Regions from separate parts of the Mus musculus genome. Here region 2 is linked to region 1. Evidence: chromatin loops called from intact Hi-C (ENCODE). Cell type or tissue: left cerebral cortex. All regions are shown on one strand. Links, peaks and the distances in the headings refer to the core of each region. The heading gives the core; the rest is flanking DNA.

What was found. A loop is a pair of places that touch in the nucleus more often than their neighbours do. Peaks named below come from ENCODE experiments on the same cell type or tissue, not always from the same donor. Only the 100,000 strongest peaks of a DNase experiment are listed, where the experiment ranks them.
Region 2: a loop joins it to region 1, with 11 times the contacts of the local background. A loop is called at or near these places in 3 of 42 quality-filtered maps.

The regions. Positions count from the first base shown.
Region 1 is chr2:107,288,821-107,293,029 of GRCm38, reverse strand. Kcna4 (potassium voltage-gated channel, shaker-related subfamily, member 4) reads right to left here and starts at 2,441. Exons shown (of 2, transcript NM_021275.4): 1 at 1,959-2,441. In left cerebral cortex, for the core only: a CTCF peak has its summit at 2,487; DNase peaks (open chromatin) are centred at 1,705 and 2,439; H3K4me3 peaks cover 1,839 bases; H3K27ac peaks cover 1,378 bases.
Region 2 is chr2:107,515,928-107,520,136 of GRCm38, reverse strand. No RefSeq gene overlaps it. Among named protein-coding and RNA genes, the nearest start is that of Gm39903, 210 kb to the left of the region's middle. In left cerebral cortex, for the core only: no CTCF peak of the experiment used is centred there; DNase peaks (open chromatin) are centred at 1,164, 1,221 and 1,831; H3K27ac peaks cover 1,357 bases.

The DNA of each region.
Region 1 (4,209 bases), core at 989-3,488:
CTCATCTGCTATCCCTGGCCCTCTTTTCTTACTTTGCTCTCCTAAGTCCATTGACTTTATCTCCTCAGCCAGGACTTAGGAAACTTGCCCCTAACTCTGACCACCTGCTTCTTCCATTTACTCTGGCCAAGAGGACTTCTAAGAATACAGAAAATGAGCCAGAGAATTGGCAATGATGATAACAGGTAGAGTTCTGGGCATCCTCTAGTTTCTATTACTGGAAACACTTCGGCGGCATGAGAGCCATGGCTTTCTGAAGCCATTAACAGGATTCTACCCTTGAGCACCTGCTGCTCTTCACTTTGAGTGTTGGTCCCATAACTTAAATGGCAAACACAGGGCATCACACACACACACACACACACACACACACACACACACACACACCCTTGGTTGAAACCAAAAGACTCCAGAAAATACACCTCAGAAGTTATCCCTAGCAACACCCCCCTCTTCTGTTGTCCTGGTCACATCATCTTACATTCATAAGTGTTTACCGTGGTGAAACCTCTAAGGCCTTGTGTACAAAACCACCTTATGACTACGTTCACTGTGGAATGTCAGCCAACATCTTTTTAAGATTGACAGAATCCAAAAAGCCTGAGAATGTGTTCAACTTCTCAGCACCCACAAACAGTTTGTACAGACACCACTTAAGCCCTGAATAACTGACATACCCATAGATTTACAAATGTGAAGATGTTTCTTCTACTCAAGTAACTCCCCCAAATGTCATGAATTTGAGGGTCTTCCAGCTCACTGTAACTTCTACAAGCTCTGGAACTGCCTTCATTGTGTTCTACAGCAAATGCTTCCTTATTCTTTTATTTATTTAGGCTTGTTAATTACTATTTTTCTAACTCTTTGACATTCAAAAAGAAAACTGTTTTCCTTTCAATTGGCTACTAGTTACCTTACTATCCTAGAGAGACAGAAAGAAGGAAAGGGGGAAGGGAGGGAGAGAGGTAAGTAGGCAGTGAAGCAGGGAGGCATGGTGGGAAAGGGGAGATAGAGAAAAGAAAGTGAAAGAAAGAAAGAAAGAAAGAAAGAAAGAAAGAAAGAAAGAAAGAAAGAAAGGAAGGAAGGAAGGAAGGAAGGAAGGAAGGAAGGAAGGAAGGAAGACAGAAAGAAAAGACAAATTGTAAACCCACCAAACCATTTTTTCAAACAAACCAAGCTGATTTAAAATCTCTCTTTCTCCAGGTATTCTTCTTAGGAGAATCAAGCAGACTTTATGCAAGAGACCTTCTTAACACCATTAAACTAATAGGATTTGCAGGGCACCTATTCTTGCTTCTATGTTCCCAAATACCAACAAGCATTCCCTCTTCCCTTCCTACCCAACAACAACAAGGCTGCTTTCCTTTCTAGATGCTAATTTCTGCAACTGTGTTAGGGTGGTACCTGAACCAAATTTGGGAGAAGGGCAGAGAGGGACAAAATTAAAACATAAAAAGGTGATAGAATCAGAAAAACCAACACCAAGAAACACGTACATCAACTCAACGCACACCATTTATCCAGTCCCTGTGGACTGCTCAAACACTCTGAAAATGCATGCCATCTGAATGTTGGGAGAGGCAACAATACAGACCGGCTCATCAGCTGTTCGCAAAGGAGAGGAACGGTGAGGCTGGGATCAGGCAAAACGAAAATGATGCTGAATCTAAACCCCACCTCGTTGGGGGAACGACATCTTTAATTGCGCCCTAGCCTCCAGACCTGGGTTCCCGCTCTGGCACATTAAGCAGGGCGCACTCGCCCCATCCCCTGGGTTGCCCCTGGAGCGCCGCGTAGCATCTGCACCTCCCTTCTCCCACCTCCTGGTTTATTTTTAACCGCCTTCCATTCATGTCCTTCTGTCACATTCTCAATATTATTTATTCCTCAAATGTCCACAGTTTCTCAACAGCCAAAAGAGTAAGGTGAAGGAAAGATAAGAAAGATCTCATACTTACCATTCCCAGCAAGTGCGAAAAATAAAAATAGACGAAAAAAATCCCCCCCGGTGATTTGTTTCCCCTTTTCCACGCTGCAACAGCTGGAGGAGGGGCAGAATCATTGGGGGTGGGGGCGCAGTACAAAAAAAATCGCTCAGGTTTGGCAGGTGGAGGATCCCAAATATCCACGGAACAAGTTCGGTTGTCTTGGCCAGGGGGCTAGGGGGTATTGCAGAGTCCTCGTTACTGGAGCCCAGAGGTGGAGATTGGGGACGCCCCAAGGTAGACCCCGGAGATTTCTGGTTCCTCTGGAGTTCGGCACAGCAGACATGGGCTGGGAACGGAAGTCAAGGTTCTCCGAAAAAGACTCAAAATCCTAGACAGCAGCGATCACTTGTTAAGCCTGCATTCCTTCTCCAGTATCCATCCCAGTCTTGCTCTCTAGCTGGCTGCAGGAGCAGCACACGCCTCCCCAGGCTGCCAGCGCGCACGGGCGGGGGCGGGGCCTGGCCGGGCCGAGGGTGTGGCCTTTGGGGCTGTCACTAGGGGTGCCTCCCCGCATGGCTGGGCGGGCACAGTCACGACGCTGCGACCCCACCCGTCGGCCCAGCCCCCACGACTGCTTAGCTTCTGGAAACTATCCCAGGAGCACTTGGGTATCACCCCCAAGCGAGGAGCAAATCCCGGAGGCAGATGTGTCCCGTAGGAACTGGAATAGAAGTCCAGGACCGACCACAGCACAGGTGCCACTAGAGACACTGGGAGAGAGGGACTTCGATGAAAGATGCAGTCCAGAAAATGGGGTGGATAGCTTGGGGCAGCTTCCCTTCTTACCCTGATCTTTTATCTCCCCAGACATTGGTCATCTGTTTACCCCTAGAGGTGTGGTAGTAGGGCTCAGGTGCATCTCTGGCCAGACTGCAGGTCCAGAAATCCTCCCCCTCCCCTCCCCGTGAGTACACCCCAACCTTAGTCTCAGCGTTCCTGGAACACTGAGAGTCTGCAGCTTCAGCTGCTGGCCCAGTTGGCACAGAGAAAGATCAACTTTACCCATGTATTAGACCATATGTTAGAGACTGGTCGAATATGAAGTCTGACCCCCGGCGAAGGCTACTGTGTACAGGAGGCTCAAGTCACAACAGGAGGGAGGCTGGAGGGTTATGGACAAACTGTTAAAAATGGCCTAGGCTGGAGCTTTTGAAAGGCTGAGTTGACCCCTCTGTGAAACTGTTGCTGCAAAGATAATTGAAGCTGAACTGGAGAGCCCATGTGGGCCATTGGAGAGGCTTTATATTAGTGCCCCAAACTTTACTGCCATCCACTTGTTTGTTTGTTTGTTTGTTTGTTTGTTTGTTTGTTTAAGTACTCCACATTTCCTATCCTATAAGCAACTAAGTGTGTCTCTAGGAAGGCAACCCCACCCCAGATAAACTTTAGGTGCTTTTTCATTAGTGGTTAGTTTGTGGATGTCTCTGGGACATAGATGTGGTATACAAGAAAGGTTAGCTCAGAGACCGGGCAGGGTGTAGTGGGAGGGGAATCAAGGTGATGGTCAGGTTTGGGTCTTGGGCCATCTCCCTCAGCACACCTTATGGTTTGAATAAGCAGTACGGTACACAGGTCCAGCTACGGGAGCAGATCAGTCCTGGGCTGGTCAGTTGGCACCTGGGTAGCTGTACTCTCCAGCAGCTTTGTTCATGGGCCCTATTGGGCTTCCTTCTTTTGTGATTCCTGATTAATTATTAAGGAAAATATTCCTGAGCTGAATTATAGATATGCCCCTGTGCACTGCACTCACCCTGTCGCTGCTGACGTGGGGAAAGACACCTGGAAGACTGCTTTAGTTGTTTAATTTTTAAAATAATGGGGTGGGGGCTGAAATGTAATTACTGAAGGGGAAACAAGCAAATAAGCTGTAATGTGGGATCTGGTTTTCCTATCTTCTTCCAGTCAGAGCACCTTGAGATTATGGCACAAACAAATTTATCCCAAACACCCTCCACAACCACCCCATCCCTGCCCCACCCCTACCCTGTAGGTGGAGGAACAGAGAAAAGTTCCTACAGGCACCTAGAGAAGCTACTTGTTCCAAGTCGTTCCAAATTGGAGCTCATTCCAGCAAATGGGAGGGACTGACTTCTCCAAAACTGAAAGCAATCATTTTTGATTCCAAAATAAAGGTTAGGTCCTTGTGCAGTCTTACAGGTGCCAGAAAGAGAGGACTGACTTACTGTTAGGCCATCAGAAGGATGTTTTAGAGAATGGTAGA
Region 2 (4,209 bases), core at 885-3,384, 230 kb before region 1:
CTACTATAAATTAGAGGGAGAAAAAGAAGCAAAAAAAGGCAGAGGGAGAAAATCTGAGCTGCCTGACAATTACCCTGCGTGCATCACTCACTGCAATCACACCCACACTCCTGTGCCAGCACTCCGGCAACCAAAGGCAAGCAAGCTCACAGCACCCTCACCCACCCTCACACACACCTACTACCTCAGAGTCGGCCCACCAGGCTGACAATCACACTGGCAACTGAGCACCTCCAAAGCCTTCTTCCCCCACATTATTTCCTAGGTTACCAGCTCCTTAACACCAAAGGGCTTACTGAACTGGCAAGAAAATGCCCCAGAGACACACAGCAAAGCCCAACAGCACAGAAAATGTAATCTTGGTACATACATAAAATTATTTTAACAGTCTTTCAGAGAAGATAGGCTGCAGGCAAGGCCTCATCTACATTAACTCTCTTTCAGCCCCTCTTCCCAAGGTATAGCAAGATCTCAATATCTAATTTGAGATGACTAAGCTTGAGCCATGTTTGTGTGTGCCTGAACTAACAGACAAACCTAACGCAGTTATCACTAGGAGAGATGAGCAGTGTATGAGGAGGAGGAGAATGGAGTGGGTGCCAGGAATTCCAAAGAGCAGTCCTCCCTCGGGGAGCTGGGTGCCAGGCTCTGTGGGATGGGCAGGAGACAAAAATAGCCTTCTCCTGCATCTCTGTGGGGCCAGTGGTGGGTGGGCAGCTGGATCTCTCTGTGACCCAGTTAGAGGAAACCTTTCTGAGAGCTGGAGCTGGCCTCGTGTACAATGAGAGTAATAATAACTGACAAGATGGTTTCCTCGCTGTTTAATGATGACAACAATATTTAATTTATCCCTGAGAATGGTGTAGTAAGGGTTAAACAAAACTCCACGTTCAGAAGACATTGTTTGGTCTGTGGCTTATCGTAAAGTTCAGTAAATATTATCTCATAATAGAAGTTTGGCTGAATAATGAAACTAATGCAGAACTGCATCCCACACCTTACAAGGCACTTACCTGTCTATTTTAAACTACATCACCCCCAGACTTTGATTGCCCTAGTTTTATGGTTTCACAGTGTTCAAATAGAGTTCATCTTATAATCTGAGTGCACACTCCTTAGCTCTATGTCTGATGAAGTTTCAAAAGTAGCCTGTTGCTACTGCTGACCTTTGCACTTGTTTAACACAGACATACACTTGGTCTTCCAGAGTCCTTGACACAGTCTGTGCAATATGCAGATGGGCGTGTGTCATTTTTACTTTGTTGATAAGAGAACAGAGCTTAAAGGATTTAAATGATATCTATAACTAAACAATTAGGAATAGGCAAAAAAGCTTCCATGCGGGTTAGGATTCTGAGGAGGAGGCTCATTTACTTTGCCATAGGCAGTATGTGCTTGTGTAATTGGGTGTACACACACACACACACACACACACACACACACACACACACAGAGAGAGAGAGAGAGAGAGAGAGAGAGAGAGAGAATCCATGACAGTAGCAGCAGCTGCTATTTGTTGGGTGTCTATAAAGCTGCAGGTCCTAATCTAGATACTTCCTAGGACAAGAAAAGCTGAATCTAGATGATGGATCATCAGTAGTTCTGTCAGTCAACCCTTACACCATTTCTACAATAATTTTGGTGTATATCTTTTGTGAAAATCAGTTTTCTGAAAGCTGCATGCTTTCTGGCAAAACAATGTTTCATTTAATCCACACAGGCACCTTCCTATGCACTATGTAAAAGACTTAATTTCTGTATAGCTTTCCAGCACTCTTCCCTTGCCTCCTCCAATCTCCTCCCAGTCTTAAAAAAGGCTCCCTGAACCTCACAGCCAGCTGGGTGAGTCATGGGGGAGGCGGCCAGCTTTTCTCTTCTCTCACCCCAAACAAGGACCTGTTTTATTTTGACTTTGCTTTTTTCATATCCTAGGGCAGAAGAGAGAGACAGTGCCCTAAGAAGATCACAGCAACCAGAATATCCACCCCTATTTACATATCCATATCCAGTAGTTTCCTACCATGAAGGAACCTACCTTCCCCTGTTCACAAGGTATAGATGGGGGAACAATGGAGATTTTACTACCATTCAAGACTTCTTTTTTCTTCTCCACAGTAACACTGCTCATTAAATGGTCTCTTGATATTAATGTAAATGTCAAAATGTGGGTTTATTTGATGAGTGCCCTCACCTATAAGCAATTTCGAAAGCAAATGTTGAAGGCATTAAAAGATGTTTGGGAATCAATTTATGTACTTTAACTGTACAAAACTGGTAAGAAAGATTTATCATTAAAATAAAGCATCATATTTGACAAGGGAAACGCAGAGAGATATTTCAAAGACATAGAAATGATGCTAAGGTCTTATGTTGCTCATTTGGCACAGATACAAAGTGAGTCATATTTATATCAGAGACTTTTATAAGAGGGGGGTTAATATAGATCCCTAGAGCAGAATCAAGCAGTGAAAACATGTTATTTGCCCAATGCCATTTCACAAATTGGAGACATAGTACTCAGTTTGAATGGCAAGCACTAGACTCCTACTAGATCAAATGTTCAGACCAGAGAATATAAATAAGGATTTTTTCACTGATAAAAACAGTATAATTTAAAAATCATTTCAGAAGCATCTCCTTGTAATTTATTTTATTTGACTCACAAGTTAGACTGACACTCTCTCCCACCTTTAAATGCATAATGAACCAGGGATCATTGTTTATTTTCCTTATTTGAAGTTAATGTTAGTCCAGTTAGGGAATGATGTGAGCTCTTGGAATTAGACTGTTGTGATTCAAGTTCTCTGAAGAACTACCCAGGTGACCCTGAGCAAGCTTCTTTTGTCTCTGGGCTACAAATATCTCACTCGAAGGCAAAGCATATTGACTAGATTTGACCTTGTCACAGAAGGTTCTCTGTGAAAACTGAAAATCAGTAATTCAAATTGAACAGCAGTTTTAGCAATTAATTTCATCAGCTGATGATGATTTTGTCCTTTTTGCTATATGTTTATCAGAAATATATAATATTTCCAGCTTAAACAAAACAAGTATAAATATTCAATGTTCAATGTTTCTAAATTTTACACTCTGTTATGAAGAATAGAACAATAAAGCCCCAATGATAAAGCCCCAATAAATACAGTTCTCTATTGAGAACAGTACAAGAAAAAATATGAAAATACATAACCCCCAGTACTGGTAAGATCAAGATTTTCCTTCCAAAGTTAGTTGCCTCAGACCCATGAAGTATAAGTAAACCCATGAAAAAGAATAATAAACTAAGTCAATATGGAAAGAATCAGATGAAACAGAAAAAAATAACAATAATAAAAATTTAAATTATGATCTAGAAACCAAGGACACCAACGTTGGTTAAAGCATAAGCCAATACAGTGTTAAACCTTTCACTCAAGCAGGATTCTCATAGGGAAAGGGGTACCACCCAGTGAGGAGTGCCAGCTGGGTAAGCAAGAAGCCAACCAAGAAAGCCTGAAACTTTAACATTTCATTCAACTAAACTGATCTATTTGCTGGTAGAACTATGACTACAGAATATAGCATATGTAGTTATAGCTGAAAAGATACAAGGTATGTGAGCATTTAGATACTCAAAAAGCTAGTCAAATAGACATAAAGAGTTTTAAAATGTTAAGTGGACCTCAGCTTTGAGTTGTCATGCTGTCTTATACAGTGGTCTAGTGTGTGTGCTGCCCTTTCATTTTGGACATCAGCAATCATTTTTGGGTTGCATGGCTGGAATGTCACAATTTTATCAAACTTTTCATAAAACCAGCTTCTGGGTTCGCTTATTAATTGTTTTTAATCTATAGTTTTCCTGTCTTGGTTTCATTGATTTTTTCCCCTCATTACTGTTGGTTCTCTTTAATTTTTTCATTTTCTTTTGAGAACTTCATAAATTAATAGTGAATTACATAATCTCCCCTTTGCTCTTCTTTCTCCAATACCTCCCATGTTCACTAACTCCGTGAAACATTCATACCTTCTTTTTCTTTATTTTTTTAATTGACCAACTTAGTATGTATGAACAAGCATTTCTTTTGAGAATTTACTATTTTGGTTTGCTGCAGACCCTTTTTGGTCCCTGTCTGTGTAAAATGGGCCTCTGGTTACAGGTGGACAAGAAGTCGGCGAATGAATGACAGACAGACATAACACAGGAGATTGTGTAGAATCTGAATGTAATTT